Regions from separate parts of the Homo sapiens genome. Here region 1 is linked to region 2. A link is a loop called in an ENCODE intact Hi-C map of the cell type or tissue named here. Cell type or tissue: PC-3. All regions are shown on one strand. Links, peaks and the distances in the headings refer to the core of each region. The heading gives the core; the rest is flanking DNA.

Evidence for each region. Peaks named below come from ENCODE experiments on the same cell type or tissue, not always from the same donor. Only the 100,000 strongest peaks of a DNase experiment are listed, where the experiment ranks them.
Region 1: a loop joins it to region 2, with 2.5 times the contacts of the local background. A loop is called at or near these places in 1 of 110 quality-filtered maps.

The regions. Positions count from the first base shown.
Region 1 is chr1:246,258,094-246,266,432 of GRCh38, reverse strand. All of the region lies in intron 5 of SMYD3 (SET and MYND domain containing 3), which reads left to right. Among named protein-coding and RNA genes, the nearest start is that of SMYD3-IT1, 60 kb to the left of the region's middle. In PC-3, for the core only: a CTCF peak has its summit at 4,594; no DNase peak of the experiment used is centred there; H3K4me3 peaks cover 485 bases; H3K27ac peaks cover 1,468 bases.
Region 2 is chr1:246,151,246-246,159,584 of GRCh38, reverse strand. The region is part of intron 5 of SMYD3 (SET and MYND domain containing 3); the gene reads left to right. Among named protein-coding and RNA genes, the nearest start is that of SMYD3-AS1, 47 kb to the right of the region's middle. RefSeq lists a cis regulatory region at 6,244-6,335. In PC-3, for the core only: no CTCF peak of the experiment used is centred there; a DNase peak (open chromatin) is centred at 3,404; H3K4me3 peaks cover 688 bases; H3K27ac peaks cover 1,638 bases.

The sequences.
Region 1 (8,339 bases), core at 124-8,123, 110 kb before region 2:
TACTCAATATATTAATACTCTAATAATAATAATGTGAACAAAATACTTTAGGAATACAGAGGAAGGAACTGTTAATTCTGTCACGCAGTTTGGACATTAGAGTTGGTCCTGGTAGGATGAATATAAAGTTGCCCGATTAAAAAAAGATGGGATGGATGGACAGGGCATGACATTCCCAATAGAGTTCTTTCCCTGTTTTTTACAAAAAAAGAAAGCCAAACTTCCTAGGAATCATAACCTTTGATACATTGTAAACAAAATGTTTAGTAGATGACTATGAAGGATGGACTCAAATGGAAGAGTGGTTAAAGGGGATTTGTGGGGTTCCCTTTTAAAATCAGGTGTTCAGCAAACAAGAACTAAAAAGATTAGTGGGATCTTGAACAAATGATTGCGAGCTCAAAATTCTAAGGAAGGAACTCAGTTGCACCTGCTTTTTTGTAATAGCAAATACAAGGACCTTCAGTGTTAAAAACATTCATGAGAGATTAGCTAACACAGAACAGAAGATTCTCAAACCCAATAGCTTGAGGAGAAAATCCATCTTCTCATTAACTGGAAGATTGTCAATATAAGGAGATGGGAGTAATTCTCAGTTACTTTCATATAATCCTACTTTAAAAAGCAAGCACTGCGGGAGTATTTTCTGTTGATCCGTTGGTTCAAAAAGATGCTCTCACAGGAGAAGGCTCATACAGGCTGGATGATGAGCTCATTATTAAGACATGTGATGGTCACTGGATCCCACAATATTTCTGACATGTTTATTCCTCTTGCTGATTTTCTGACTTTTTATTGTTGTTTTGTTTATACTGAGAGCTGCTGACATGTGAATATCCCAATAGCTATCATCCCTGAAAGATGTGCTTTTTAAGAATGAAGACTGCAGTTTTTCTGGAGTCAGCCTCTTGTCTCTTTCTCCTGGCTCACACTTCACAAAATGAGAATTTTTTCTTAAGACAAACAAACAACAACAACAAAAAAAACGAAGCAGAACTGGATATAGTGGCTCATGCCTATAATCCTAGCACTTTGAGAGGCCAAGGAGGGAGGTTTGCTTGAGGTCAGGAGTTCAAGACAAGCATGGACAAGAAAGTGAGACCCTGTCTATTACAAAAAAAAAAAATACAAAAATTAGCTGGGTATGTTGGCATACTCCCACATCCTAGCTACTTGGGAGGCTGAGGTGGGATCACTTGAGCCCAGGTGTTTGAGGTTACAGTGAGCTATGCTCACACCCTGGTACTCCAGCCTGGTCAACAGAGAAAGACCCTGTCTCGAAAAATAATAAAGATACACTGACCAGAAGCTTCAGTCTGATCCATTGTCAATAAAGAACAGTGCAAGAGCAATTAATATTTTACAAAATCAAAAAAGAAAAGCTAGCAGGATTATTTCATTAGCATGCTTCTCTTCATATGCACCTTTGATTTAAAAATCACTCTCCTGTAGTTTTTTATTTCTTCACAATTATCAGTTGGAAACTAAATTTGTTCATCTCGTAATAAGACTGATTCTGTATGCATCATAGAATTGCAAACATTAAGTAACAAAGTCCATGTAAAGTGTTTAGAACATAGCACTTAGTAAATAGTGGTTATTATTGTTGTCACTATCCCCACTGTCTTTCTTTGTAGATATTTACTTTCACCTTTTCTTCTATAGCAGAGCCACTAACAGGTAATAGAGAAGTAACTAGTTAGATCTTAGGAATTTAAGAAGCACTTCAAGATGTGGACAGAAAAGGATTTGGTTCAGATTGCATACTCTTAGGCTATGGAGATGGTACCTGCAATTCCCATAGAATGTGTATAAAGCACTGTATTGCATTAGAGGCCATGGGATTACAAAAGCTATTCTTTGTAAGACATCTTAGAATGTTGTTGATGTGTGAGAATAAAATCATATTGAAAAAATATAGAAAAGTTACCGTCTTTCATCAGTTCTAAGATGCAGGGTCTCACCATCTTGCCCAGGCTGGTCGTGAACTTCTGGGCTGAAGCCATCCTCCTACCTTGGCTTCCCAAAATGCTGGGATTATAGGTATGAGCCATTGCACCCAGCTAATTGTTTTTGTTTTAATCAATTACCATATTTTTAGCACTGCTGTGGCTTATGCTTTGTTCCTTTTTACTACTACTTGCTTTGAATGATGCTTAAAATGGACCCTTAGGAAGATGACTGTATTGAATTATTATATTCAGAACAATTGATATACTAATTTAAAAAGAATATACAGTCCCAAGTGATAGAATAAACAAGAGTTACTGCTTAGTATACAATAAATTTTGTATTCATTTGATTTCCCTCAGAAGTCTGTATTCGAAATCTGAGTTTCCTTCTATTTATATGTAGGTTACAAAGTTTTTAAAAAGGCAACAAAAAAAAAAACATTTATTTCTGCTCTTCTTAGGCAATATGGCCTTTTGGCTAGAACTCAGAAATTAAAAGCTTGATTTGTTGGTTGTGTAGGCATCTTATATCTAAGGAATTATTTTGGCTTAATTTGGGGATAAAATATTAATTACACCTAATAAGCAGAAATGTAATTATTTAAGACAGTTACTGTCTTACACATTTTTCACTTAAGATATGAAGAAGTGGTTAACGTAATTTCTTCTTCTGGGACTTAAAAGAAATGTTCAAATTAACCACTATTTAGGTTTGATCATGCCTTTGGAAGGAATTGGTATTATCCTTTGAAAATGAAAAGGCATAATTTGTTGAAGGTACATAGAATTGTACAAAAAGAAATCAGTAATTTTCCCATTTTTACTATTAAGTTATATCATAAGCAGCTATTTTGAATGACAGTATGAAAAAGTATGTTTGTGTTTTAAGGAGGCTGTTTTTGAATTAGGAAAGATAAATACGCTGGTATGAAGATCAGCTCATTCAGGAGCAGGCATTTTCCTGCATACTAAGGAGCTTTAAAGGTTAGACAGTAAAAAGAAGGTGATCATTATGTAGTCTGCTCCACCTCATGCCTACCAGAAAATTTATTTCCCAGCCTCCCTAACTTTTCTACTTCAATATACAGCTAACTGTTAATGAGCCCTAACTCTGACCTGGGTATGTGCCCAGGTCACATACATCCTGTCATTTAGTCCTCACCATAATCTCTGAGTGCACAGTAGATGCTGTTAGAATTATCTGTATTTTATAGTACAGAAACAGCCTCAGAAAAGTGAAATAACTTCCCTCAAAATAAGGTAGCTAGTAAATGGCAGAGCTAACATTCAACCTTATCCATGTCTGACTACAAAGTAATCCATCCATTACTTACCTTTTTTCATGGTAAGCTTTTGCTTTTTGGTCAACACTATGCATTGTGCCTTGAGTACATGTACCAACATTGGAAGACCATTCCCATGTGATATTTGTAATAGAATTAGGTATTCAAATCACGCATTCTTGAGACAATTAAAGAATGTAGGATTTATTTACATACAAAGTTGAGAGAATGTGCATCATGCTGTGTCAGGCTTCCTTTCCATGATTCTGTTAGTTTTCAGTGCAGGTATTTGCCACCTGACTTGGGTTTCCTAGATGTCTATAATCAATGAAATATTTTCTCTTTTGAAAAACTATTTTTAAAATACATGTTTTAACAGTGTTGAATTACAAGATGTTTTAAGATAATATAAACCTGGACCCAAATTTCTATGTAAATGTTTATTTTATAGAGACAAGTAAATTAACCAAATAATTCAGTGAATCTTCATTGAGAACCTAATATGACCTAGGTACTGTGCTAGGTGTCAGAGACCGGCTATATGGTTTAGTAGAAAGAGAAATGGTAGACGCTGTGCCAAGCATAGTGCCTGGAACAAGCAGAAAGTCCATAAGAAATATATGTTAACTGAAAGGAAGAACAAAATGGAAACTGTGTCTGTCTGAGTCACCCAAATTAGTAATGTCTGTGAGTTTATTTCCTCATCTGAAATGAAGGGTAATAAAACCTACCTCAGAAGGATTGTTGTCAAGATTAAACGAGTTAAGATATGGGAATATGTCCAGAACTGTGTTTGGTACATATTAGATGTTTAATAATTGTTAGTCATAGTGCGAAAAATAAGTAACACATTATTCCCATTCTCAAGCAATGTCAAGATTTAAAATCGGATTCTTATCCACCATATCGTTAGACTTCAGTTGCCTTGTTCTTCTATTTGCTTTATTCTGCCTGAGCTTCACTAACAATCCACAGGGCTTTTGGACTCTACAAAGAAAACACACACACAAAAATATCATACACTCTTCTATATCTACTCACATCTGCACTCAAATTTAATTCTGTTCTGTGAAAAAGAAAATCGGCACAAAGTTATTGCTTAATACTGTCAAATACTTTTTAAAATTAGTTGCCCTCTGTAACAATAGGAGAGCATGGAAGAATAAACAAGCAGCAGAATGATGTCAGAGAAACTTTGGCCACAGAAGGAGATCAGTAGGTATTGGAATTTGAACAGCTTATTTTTCACTTACTTCTATACACAATATGGATCTTACAGATTTATTGTAACTTTTTTCTCCGATTTAAGAATTGCCAGAAATAAAGCTGAGTGACAAGAAAAGGATGTGTGTACATGAGACAGAGGGCGCTGTTTATGCCCATCTGTACAGAATGTCATTCGTTTTAAATATGATTTTCCTCTTTTTCCTCACAGAAAGAGAAAATGGTATATTTCTCCTTCTATGCAACAGAGAACTGATTTTTTTTTTAAATTCTTATTACTGTTTTTTTTTGAAGTATAATAGAAACAAAGCAGTGTTTTTCTTTGTTAAGGTCAGTTCATGTTTTAGTAATGTGTCTTGAGCTTTCTGTATTTTCTGAGCTAACCATTTAAAAAATTTTGACTTCTACACCAATTATTTTATGTGTGATTGTTTAAATTCTATGGGTCTTGTTGATGACCTTCCTATATTTATTGTCATTGAAAACATTCAATATGTAAATATAATAAACGATTATATCTTTAAGAAAATAAAAGTTTTCTAAAATTAAATGTGAATTATCATTAAAGCATAAAATGCTGTGACTATAAGGTAACATTAAAAAAAAAAAACAAAGAGAGCTGGGTGCGGTGGCTCATGCTTGTAATCCCAGCACTTTGGGAGGCTGAGGAGGGTGGATCCTGAGGTCAGGAGATCGAGACCATCCTGGCTAACACGGTGAAACCCAGCTCTACTAAAAATACAAAAAATTAGCCAGGCGTGGTGGCGGGCGCCTGTAGTCCCAGCTACTTGGGAGGCTGAGGCCGGAGAATGGTGTGAACCCAGGAGGCGGAGCTTGCAGTGAGCTGAGATGGTGCCACTGCACTCCAGCCTGGGTGACAGAGTGAGACGCCGTCTCAAATAAACAACAACAACAACAACAACAACAACAAAACCCAGAAAGAGATGACTTCCAGCCAGAAGGCGAGACTCTGTGGGAAAAGCCTTCCTTCTAAGGGGAGGGTTTGGGCTGCTATTTTTCTTACTTTCCTTGAGAGCAGCTTCAGGACTGTACTTGGGTCACTCTACAAGCTGTTTCCTTTATTTTTTCTCTCTCAACAAAGATTTACCTGTCCATTTATAAAGTGCAGATTGTTTCTCTAAGATGGCAGATAAGAGGCTTGTAGCATGCCTCAGCCACTTGGAAATGGCTAGATAGTGCATGAAGATAAACTGTATGAGCTTTTTTTCAAGAAGGAAAATGGGGCTGGGCGCAGTGGCTCACGCCTGGTAATCTAGCACTTTGGGAGGCTGAGGCGGGTGGATCACGAGGTCAAGAGATCGAGACCATCCTGGCCAACATGGTGAAACCCCATCTCTACTAAAAATAGAAAAATTAGCTCTGTAGGCCCAGCTACTCAGGAGGCTGAGGCAGGAGAATCGCTTGAACTTGGGAGGCAGAGGTTGCAGTGAGCCAAGGTCGGGCCATTGCACTCCAGCCTGGTGATAGAACAAGACTCTGTCTCAAAAAAGAAACAAACAAACAAAAAACAACAACAACAACAACAACAAAAGGAAAATGGGAATCCACTGGAATCGTGAGGGACACCCAGATCCTGGTGAGCAGAACACTGGCAAACAACCTCTGCGACAGTGTCTGGTGGATAAAAAAGATCCTGGTGTAGGGAGGCCCTTTCTGCTTTACACCTAGGCAGATCTCCAGGCATTTGGAGCACCTGCTTATCTGGTTCAGCAGCCTGAGCCACGCAACTCTTCCTGTGGGACAGTGGGACCCTCTCTGCTCTAAGCCCAGGCAGGTCTGCAGGCATTTGGAGCACAAGCTTACTTGGGTCAGTAGCCCGAGCTGCTCCATCCTTCCCGTGCAGAGATCCTCATATAGGGGGACTCTCTCTGCTCCATGCCCAGACAGATCTCCAGGTATTCAGAACACCTGCTTGCCTGGTTCAGCAGTTCGAGTCACCCTACCCCTTTTATGCAGAGATCTTGGTTCAGGGGGAGCCCACTATACTACACACCTAGGCAGAGCTCTTCTGGATTTGGAGTTTAGGGCATCCCCCATTCCTGTGTAGAGAAGTTGATGCTGAAGAGGTTTCCCATTCCTGTGCAGAGAACTTGATACTGAGGAGCTCCATGCCTAGGCATACCTCTGGGTGCTTGGTAGCCACCCATTGGATTCTCTGTCAGTGCTGGTGCTTGTGCCTGTATCAGGGGACCTTTAGGTGGACCTGACCAGTCTGGCCCCATGCCCTTGGGGCTGAGCAGGGAGCTCAGACCACTATGCATTCTATGTATCAGCCCATTGTCTGAGGCAACAGAGAACTTCTGCCAGTAAACAAGGATCAAGTATCCAGCTACATTGGCTGCAACTGGCTCTTACCTATAAGCATCATCTACTGGCATGTAGATTGAACTGCACAGCCTGATACAAAACCTACCAGAAGAACTGGTAGAAACAAAACCAAAGGCAGAGCAAAGATAGAAGCAAAACAAATAGATCTTACCCAAAATAATCTGTAGTCATACCCATAGGAAGCAGGGGAAAGGGAAAGAGAAGGAAAAAAAACCCAGTAACATTATAGAGGAAGAAAAGAGAAAGAAACATCCTACCTACATGAAAATAATTACAAAAATTAGAAGTGCTAGCATCTTCAGCTGAGAAAGAATCAGCACAAGATTACTGGCACCATTAAAAATCTGAATGTAGTAACACCACCAAAGGATTGCACAAGCTTTCCAGAAATGGTTCCTAACCAAAATGGAAACTCAGATATGACAGATAAGTAATTCAAAGCATGAATTGCAAGGAAGCTCAATGAGATCCAAGACAAGACTGAAAATCAGCACAAAGAAGCTTCTAAAGCTATCCAGGGAATGAAGGAAGAGATAAATATCTTAAAAAGAAATCAACCAGTTCTGGAATTGAAAAACTCACTTAAGAAATTTAAAAATACAATTCAAAGTTTTATTAATGGTTTGGACCAAGTAGAAGAAAGAATTTCAGAACTTGAAGATCAGTCTTTTGAATTAACCCAGTCAGACAAAAAGGAAGAAAAAATAATTTAATAAAATAAACAGTCTTTGAGAAATATGGGATTATGTAAAGTGACCAAAACTACAAATTATTGGCATTACTGAGAGAGAAGGAAAAAAATAAGCAACCTGGAAAACAAATTTGAGGAATTAAAGAAAATTTCCCTAAGCTTGCTAGAGAGGTAGACATCCAGTTACAAGAAATCCTGAGAACACCTGTGAGATACTATACAAAATGAACATCACTAAGTCATATAGTCACCAAACTGTTCAAGGTCGGTGCTAAAGAAAAATATCTTAAAGGCAGCTAGAGAAAAAGGTCAGATTTTGTACAACAGGAGCCCTATCAGGCCAACAGCAGACTTATCAGCAGAAACTTTACAAGCAAAGTGAGTTGGGGGGGCTATTTTCAGCATTTTTAAAGAAAAGAAATTGCAACCAAGAGTTTCATGTCCTGTCAAATGAAGCTTCATAAATGAAGAAGAAATAAAATTTTTTTCCAGACAAGCAAGCACTAAGGGAATTTGTTACCACTAGACCAGCCTCACAAGAGTTCCTTAAAGGTGTTCTGTATTAGTGTGCTCTTGCATTGCTGTAAAGAAATACGTGAGGCCAGGCATGGTGGCTCACTCCTGTAATCCCAGCACTTTGGGAGGCCGAGGTGGGCGGATCACGAGGTCAGGAGTTTGAGACCAGCCTGACCAACATGGTAAAACCCCATCTCTACTAAAAATACAAAAATTAGCCAGGCGTGGTGGTGCACACCTGTAATCCCAGCTACTCGGGAGGCTGAGGCAGGAGAATTGCTTGAACCCAGGAGGCAGAGGTTGCAGTGAGCCAAGATCGCACCA
Region 2 (8,339 bases), core at 314-8,313:
GAGTTTCAATTTTTTTTTTTTTCGGGGCTACAAAAGGCCCATTCATGCCAGTTAAAAGCAAGAAACTTCCTTAGCTTTACTGTATCTGTGGGACAGTTTAGAGCAGATGTAAGTGAACACTTATGGGCAGGGCTTCTGGGGAAGGTACTATTTGCGGATAGGAAGGGACTGACTAGGCTGGCTAGACACACCCTGCCCTTCAGCCTTCCCCATTCTTCATCACTGGAAGGCTGAGTTACTGCTCAGTAGTAGAGCAGCCCCCGGTGAGCTACACACCAGGAGGGGCAAAGAAAAAGGTATAAGGAGCTTGGCTCCCTAATGGCATTGTGGGAATCCAGTGAGAAAAGGGACCCTTTCTGTGGGTAAATCATTTTATTTGGTATTCTGTTGAAAGCAGTGAATTTAACTCCGGCTATTACACGTGCTTTCCCCCCAGCACTTTAGAAAAACCTTTTTTAATGGTTGGCGCTCTCATTCTTCAGGACTCCATTGAATGTGACTGCCTCAAAGATGCCTTCCTTGGTCATTCCCTCTAAAGTAGCTCTTCTTCCACACGCTCGTGGTGTATTCTGTTTTATTGTCGCCACATCATGAACATTATCTGAAAATATCTTCTCATTTATTTACTTCTCGGTACTGCATATCTCACGCTGGGTAGAATTAAGCTCCATTGGAATAAGGACCTGGTGTATCTTGTTCATTGCTCTATCTGTACTGAGAACTATGCTGATGTAAAGCAGGTGCTCAGTAAATGTTTCTTAAATGCATACAAAACGTGTTATCTAGATTAAAGAGCAACTTTTTACATTTAATCAGTAGTTTGTCAAGGAGAGGAAAATTAAGGTGGAATTCATGGTGTTGGAGTGATTATATCCCTTTATATTTATATATTCTGGTTTGTCTGTATATTTATGTGTAAATATAATTCACATCAATAAATTGAGCACGTATTATGTGCTAGGAATTCTAAGCACCTTCTACCTTTTCATATTTTTCAATCAATAGTTTTATAAAAAAGAGTAAATATAAAAAGGTATGCTTTACTCTACGGGGTAGTTCTCAAAAAAACAAAGCCAATTTCCTCTTTTAATCATTGCGTATTTATTTATTTATCTGAAAGTGTTTCTTCAAAGTGAAAGTTGAAATGTGTAGTAAACTTTCAAATAGAACTGCATTTTGTCTCAGTAGAAAATTCTCCATCACATATATCTCAATGACTTTGTGTCAAAACCTACTATTTTACCTGTCAAGATGATCTTCTTCCCTTACTGTGCATTTCAGAGGATGGAAGTACATAGAATGAAATTTTAGTGTCAGATACATCAATTACAAACCAACGGAGCTGTTTCATTTTGCACCAATGATGGAGAAAGAGAGTCAGGGGAAGAATGAGTCTATTTTTACCTTAAAGTAGCAGCATTCAGGATAAGATGTCTTCACTTAGAAATCAGTCATACCCTCGACTGTGGATCAGTGCAGGCTTTAATAATTCATTCTGAAACCTGTGCTTCCCCAGCTAGTGCTCCCTGGCTCTTTACTTATTTAAAGGTCTGTTTACCTCTCAGTTTGCACCTGCAACTGTCCATTCAATCTGCTGTGCATAACCAGTGGGGAATAAGCCCATTAATTAGAATAATTTAAGCATCTCAGCTTCCTGCAATCTTCAACCTAGTGGGGTCTCACTGGCAACATACTTCTTTATGAAGCTCATCTCTCATCTGAACCACAGGTCTAGATCCTTAATGCAGTGATCAGAAGCTTGCGATTCTGTGGCACTTGAAAATTTGGAAGCCCCATAATATATGGTCTGGTTTGCAGATTCTCAACGCAGTTCCACTAGGGATTGACACACCCATGCTAGTCTCTTGTGTAATTAACCACAACAACAGATTGTAGCAGAATATAAAAGAAGGAAGCTGACCTATGGGGGGGAAAAAAGACAAAGCTTATTGTTGTGGCAAGGAGGGACTTCATTCTTTTAGGACAGGCTATCCAGGTGACCTGATAATGGATATAGAGGAATTCCAGTATTGAATTAGGCCTTTTGCATCTGACAAAGGACAGGATTAAAAGGAATAACTTGGGAGGGAATGTCTGTTGGCATCTGTTTGCTTGATGATCCACCCATGATGCCTGACCGGATGAGAGCCTGTCTTTGGGAAGCTCATGAGTTTATAAGAAACAGAATTGCTGCTGTTTCTTAAACTAGGCAGTGTTCTGGTGAAGAACGTGGGCTCTGGGACAAGAGGGCCATTTGCTGGTTGTTTTCTCTTGTCGAGTTAATTATCGCTCTGCCTCAGTGTTCTCATCTATAAACTGTGAGTAGCCAGACCTCCCTGAAGGACACTTGCTGGCAAGGCCAAAACACAAGCTACAAACAGAGGCCAAGCAGTGGAGGCAGGGGGCGCCCCGAAGGGACAGGTGACAGGCAGTGATGCCAAGGGCAGCTCTTGTCCTCGTCCCAGACTTCGCTACTCATTGGCTTTGGTGATGTAAGCGCTAAGTAAAAAGCTACTGCTGTTCCAAACAGATGTGAGGCGAAGGTTTAAGCTTTGCGGTCTGCGTATGACCTTTTCATCTTTGCCCTCGTACCTCCTAGCATCCCTTTCTTTGTGAATGGTGCCTACGTTGGATTGTTTATCCAAACCAGACACCTGAGTCATTCTAGGGTCCTTTGTGTCACCCACCTCCATGATTCAGCAAATCACTAAATACGGTTTGTTCGACCTTTTTACCTGTGATTTCCTTTTTAGTGTAGGTAATTCCTCATCAGCCTTCAAATTCAGCTCAAATATGACCTCTTAAGGGAAAGCATTCTGTGACTCTCCCTTTCGTAGTCTGATTAAGGTGCCCGTTTTCTTTGCTCCCCAAAACACCTTGTAGATATTTTAGGAAACACAGCATTTCTTGCAAATGTTAATTTAGTTTCCTCCACTAGACTCTTAAGCTCCTGTGGGCAGAGACTGAGTCCTATTTGGTTTTATATCCCTAATGGTTGGCATAGTGCCTCACAAATAACAGGCTTTTAATGTTTATTGAAGGAACCAAAGAAAGTAGGTTTCTGTGAGTTCACCTTGGATCATAACCATGATATAGAACTTATTTTTATGGGGAAAATATGTTCTTACCTTCCCAATAACTCAGAGTTATAAGCTTTAGAGTATTAGCAGATGTCATTCTAAAAGTTCCTTTCTTTAGAATCTAAATTATTTAAAAAACTTAATTTTGTGTGCAGGTAAATTGCTTGTCTCTGCCCTCATCAACATCCCAGGGGCAGGATTTAAAAAAATCTTCACGTTGTTGTTTTATTTTGTTTCACTTTTTTCTTGCCCATTTCTGATACAAAAATGGGACAAAGAGCTTTCTGATGGAAAGTTATTATTAGCTCCATTTACTAGAAATGATTCATAGGCCCAAGGAAGTCTTTTTGCATGTAGTAAACACATAGTAACCAAATTAGGTATGTGAGCCAAAGGTTAAGAGCCAAAGTCAAACTTCCAGACCTTAACATTAATTGAAAAAAAAAAATTCTGTCCTTCGAACTCTGTAGCTCAAGATAAATGTGATTCTTAGAGGTCGATATATTTTTTTTTTTTTGAAGACATAGTCTCGCTCTGTCACCCAGGCTGGAGTACAGTGGCACAATCTTGGCTCATTGCAACCTCAGCCTCTGAGATTCAAGCGATTCTCCTGCCTCAGCCTCTGAGTAGCCAGGACTACAGGTGCGTGCCACCACACTAGGCTATTTTTTTTTATTTTTTATTTTTAGTAGAGATGGGATTTTCCCATATTGGCCAGGCTGGTCTCGAACTCCTGACCTCAAGTGATCCACCTGCCTCGGCCTCCCAAAGTGCCGGGATTACAGGCACGAGCCCCTGTACCTGGCGAGATGTGTAGTTCTTGGTGCTAACTATGAGCATCTTTAGGGCATGAAGCAGATCTTCACTTCTGTATTGCCAGCATTTAGTACAATAAGTGTTTGGTGAAAGATGAACCAATAAGTGAATGATTGTATTTCCTTTTCAGCTTTCATGAGAAATTATGTGATGATCAGACTGTTTGGTTTGATAACCTTTTATTGTAAAGGTAGTTTTTGATTATTATAGAGCAGCACTGGTTGATGGGCTTGAAATTTTATATTTTTCTTTAATCAGCATATCTACAAACAATCAGTGGAGTATTCCTTTTGGGTTGCCATTTTGAAACAAGAAACGTATGGAAATAAGGGACGAACATTATCTGCTTTCTCTTGGCTGTGTCCTGAAAGAATTGGAATTTGCTGTGGAGCAAAAGCTAAAGATTAAGCAATATTTTTTTCTTTTTAAAGTAATACCAGTATAATTGCTGGAATTATTAGTAATAGTATTACTATTATTCATTATTAAATTTCTCATTTTATTTCAATCTCTCCATCAGGAATGACTTGTGTAGAGTAAGGGAGTTTGGGAGGGAAGAAAGCTAATTCATAAATTCATTTTTCTTGTTTAATATACTGTTTGTTTTGGGCCAGGCACGGTGGCTCATGCCTGTAATCCCAGCACTTTGGGAGGCCGAGGCGGGCAGATCACAAGGTCAGGAGCTCGAGACCATCCTGGCTAACACGGTGAAACCCTGTCTCTACTAAAAATACAAAAAATTAGCCAGGCGTGGTGGTAGGCGCCTGTAGTCCCAGCTTCTTATGAAGCTGAGGCAGGAGAATCACATGAACCCGGGAGGCGGAGCTTAGAGTGAGCCAAAATTGCACCAGTGCACTCCAGCCTGGGCGACAGAGTGAGACTCCATCTCAAAAAAAAAACAAAAAACAAAAAACAAAACAAAAAAAAAACATTGTTTGTTTTGATGGTAACTTCATGTATTTCATACATTGTCATTGTAACACATTAACTAAGTGTGGGGAACAATGAACAATAAACCAAGAGCTGTTTCTCTGTTGTGATACTTCTTGTTGCCAAATTTGTGGGCTTTCATAGTTCAGGAAATCTTCCTGCACAACTGCTTTGAAAATTACTAAATGTTAATTACTATTCTACTGTTTTTAAAGGAAAGCAGAAAACACTGCATCTGAAAGTCTATTAAAAGAAACTAGGAGGGCTATTGGTTTCAATTTCTAATAGCTTTATAGTGTGTCCTGGGCATCCTTCTGTGCCGTGAGCGGGGGTCAAATTCTGAAGACTTAAGCCCTGAAGCACTTTGCCGGTATAAACAGATCTCTCACTGGGGCAGATTACTTACCTGGAGCTGTATGGAGCAGGATCAGCTAGAACATTACACCTTTTATATCTTACTTTGCCAAAGGTATCATTCACTTAGTAAGAGAAATGTTAACTTTTTCCATAGTTAGTAGCGATAGAAGCAGAGCGGATGGCACAATGAAGCCATCGGAGCCTTTAAGGCCCTTATTATTTCCATTGATTCGTTCAGTGAATGTAGGCTGCGTGCAATACCACATGAGTGGATATAGCCAAAGCTATGCCAGATTGATTGATGGATTGCCTTTAGTAAACTTGCAGTGTAATGAGGCCACAGTAATGTAGAAGAGGGAGTGACTCATGTATGGGGCAGTAAGCAGAAAGGATTAAAGTCTTCTGCACTTTGCATTTAAGAGGTCATTAGAACCCACCCAAAGCAAGGGTAGATTTAGTGCCTAATGATGTCACAGTACATATTATGAGAGGTTGGAAATTTGGGGAAATGGAGATGATAGCAAGTATAAAGGGTTTTTTTTCTAGCAACCTGGCTATTAAGGGATAAATAAAGTGTTGTAGCTAGAGGTGAATGAGGTTAAAGGTGGGATTGTTTAAAATAGAAGACTTAGGCCAGGAGTGGTGGCTCACACTTGTAATCCCAGGCTTTGGGAGGCCAAGGCAGGAGGATTGCTTGAGGCTAGGAGTTTGAGACCAGCTTGGGAAACATATTGATACCCTGTCTGTATTAAAAAACAAACAAAACAAAACAAAAAAGTAATTAGCCAGGCATGGTGGCGCAGCTTCTGGGGAGGCTAAGGCAAGAGGATTTGTTGAACCCAGGAGTTCAAGGCTGTAGTGAGCTATGATCATACCACTGCACTCCAGCCTGGGTGACAGAGTGAAACCCTGAAAAGCAATCGGCCAATCAAAATATAAATAAAATATATTTCCCTCCCTCCCTCCCCCTCTCCCTCCCTCCCTCCCTCCTTCCCTATCTCCAGCAGGGTTTTAGGCTGAGGGGAAGTGATGAGTGGGAAGTAAATGAGACTGAAGATAAGGAAGTCCAGGTTATGACTGTAGGAGACAGAGAGGATGTGGAACACAGGAGAATGGATGGTCTGTGTAGGAGGACTGTTCCTCTCAAAAGTGGGGAGAGTTTAAAGGAGAAGGATAATGCTGTTTATGGGGGTTGGGTAGGAAGTTGGTAGCAGGGCTGTGGCTTCTGTTTTCTTTGTGAATTTGGAAGCAAGATCATCTGAGGGAGACGCACACACGCAGAGGCTTGGTGCTTGAGTAGACAGTTGGAAATTTGAGAGAACTTCTGCACCATGTGATACGGTTCTGGGCCCCATGCAGCTACAAGAGAAAATTGGACATCAGATATGTTGAGGAAACACTCCCCAGAATTTGTTGCATGATTTCCTCCATCAAAGCTTAGCAGCCTAGTGTTATAAAACATAAAAATTGCTAACATTTATTGAGTGCTTACTTTGTGCCAGGCACCTTACTGTGTAGTAACACAGTCCTCAAAACAGTGTGAAATAGCTCCTATCATTACCTATTTTTACCATCCCCATTTTGCAGATGTGGCTGAGAAAGGTTAAATCTGGGTGACAGGATGAGACTCTGTCTTTGAAAACAACAACAAAAATACGTAATGTTAATTCCAGGTTAATTTATTTCTATAAGGACACACTCACGTAGTGTAGCCTGATCAGCAAAATGAAATTTGCTTTCATTCAAAAGCCTTTATTGAGGAAGTATATCTAATCGAATGAAATTGTTTGTCTGCTCTTTAGAATGAAATTACATGCAATTAAATGAGAAAAATCTTCACTCAGTGCGTAAAACATAGCAAGTGTATGGAGAATATTGGTTCCCTTGCCTTCCTCTGCACTTGCTCTGAGTGAGCAGCTAGACTGAGGTGGCATTAGTTTCAAGGCACATAACTCTTGCTTTACCAACTTATAATTGCTCAGGATGAAAATAGCAACAACATGGTACTTCCATGCTCGGTCTTCACATAGCCAATGACAAGCTCCTCCAAGTCAGTTCTGAGTGTCCTTGTGGCTGATCTGTGGACTACACCCTTGTCCCCAGGATGTGTTAACAAACACTCTCTTCCCTCCACTTCTCTACATCGTCATCCCTGCTCTCCAGACGCCAGGTGTCCCAGGCTGCCTTTTCTCTCCTCTGGATGTGGGCTGCCTGCCGGGAGCCTCTCTTATTTTGTCACCCAGGCACTTTCATGTTTGTTTTCTGCTCCAGCAGCCACTGGGCTGAACCCTTCACTTCCAGGGAGCTTGTTTTGTTTCACAGACTCCAGAGGAAGTAGTTCCTCCTTGAGCTCCCAGAAACAGCGTTCTCAGTGAAGTAGTTTTTCATTTATTGTTGTTTTGGCCCCCACATCCCACAGTGCTGACCTCTGACTCAGGGGTTGGAGTTGTCCACTTGAAATTTCCTTCTTCTATTTCTCCATTTTCTTTTGACCAAGTCTGTAAGCATTTGCTTCTTCCCATTACTTTCTCCAGAAGATCTCGGCTCCTGCCACAGGAAGGTCACTGGAAAGCAGGCCTAGTAGAATGCCAGACAGGCCTACATACGCCTGAATCCTTGGGAATGCACAGCTAGGCTCTGAAAATACCTCTGTATGGTATTGAATCTACTTCTGGGGTTGAAACGGGCCTTAAAGATACTTGGGTAGTTAAAGAAAATTATTTGCTCATCTAATCAAGTGATGTTTGAATCTGTCTGCTGGTGGAGTGAGGACTGTGGAGGAAGGATCGACAAATATTTATTGAGTAGATGCTGAATGTGACACTATAGGCTAGGTCCTTTTCAAAGAGTTTTTTATTTTTTCTTTGTTCCAGTAGTCTTTCAACATAGGTTTGTTATCCTCATTTCACAGATGGGAAAACTGAAGGTCAAAGAAATTAAAGTTACTTGGTTCATTGCACTAAGTAGCAGAGCCAGGATTTTAAACACCTTGGCCATGAACCCCATACTTTTTGTACCATATCAAAAAAAAAGGGAGTTAGATTCATTATCTAACAGGAAGTCCATCTATCCTGCTTGTAGAAGGACAAAATGATATTGAAAGTAGGGGGCTGTGGGGCTATTTTTTCCCCTCAAGGAATTTTTTTTTTTTTTTTT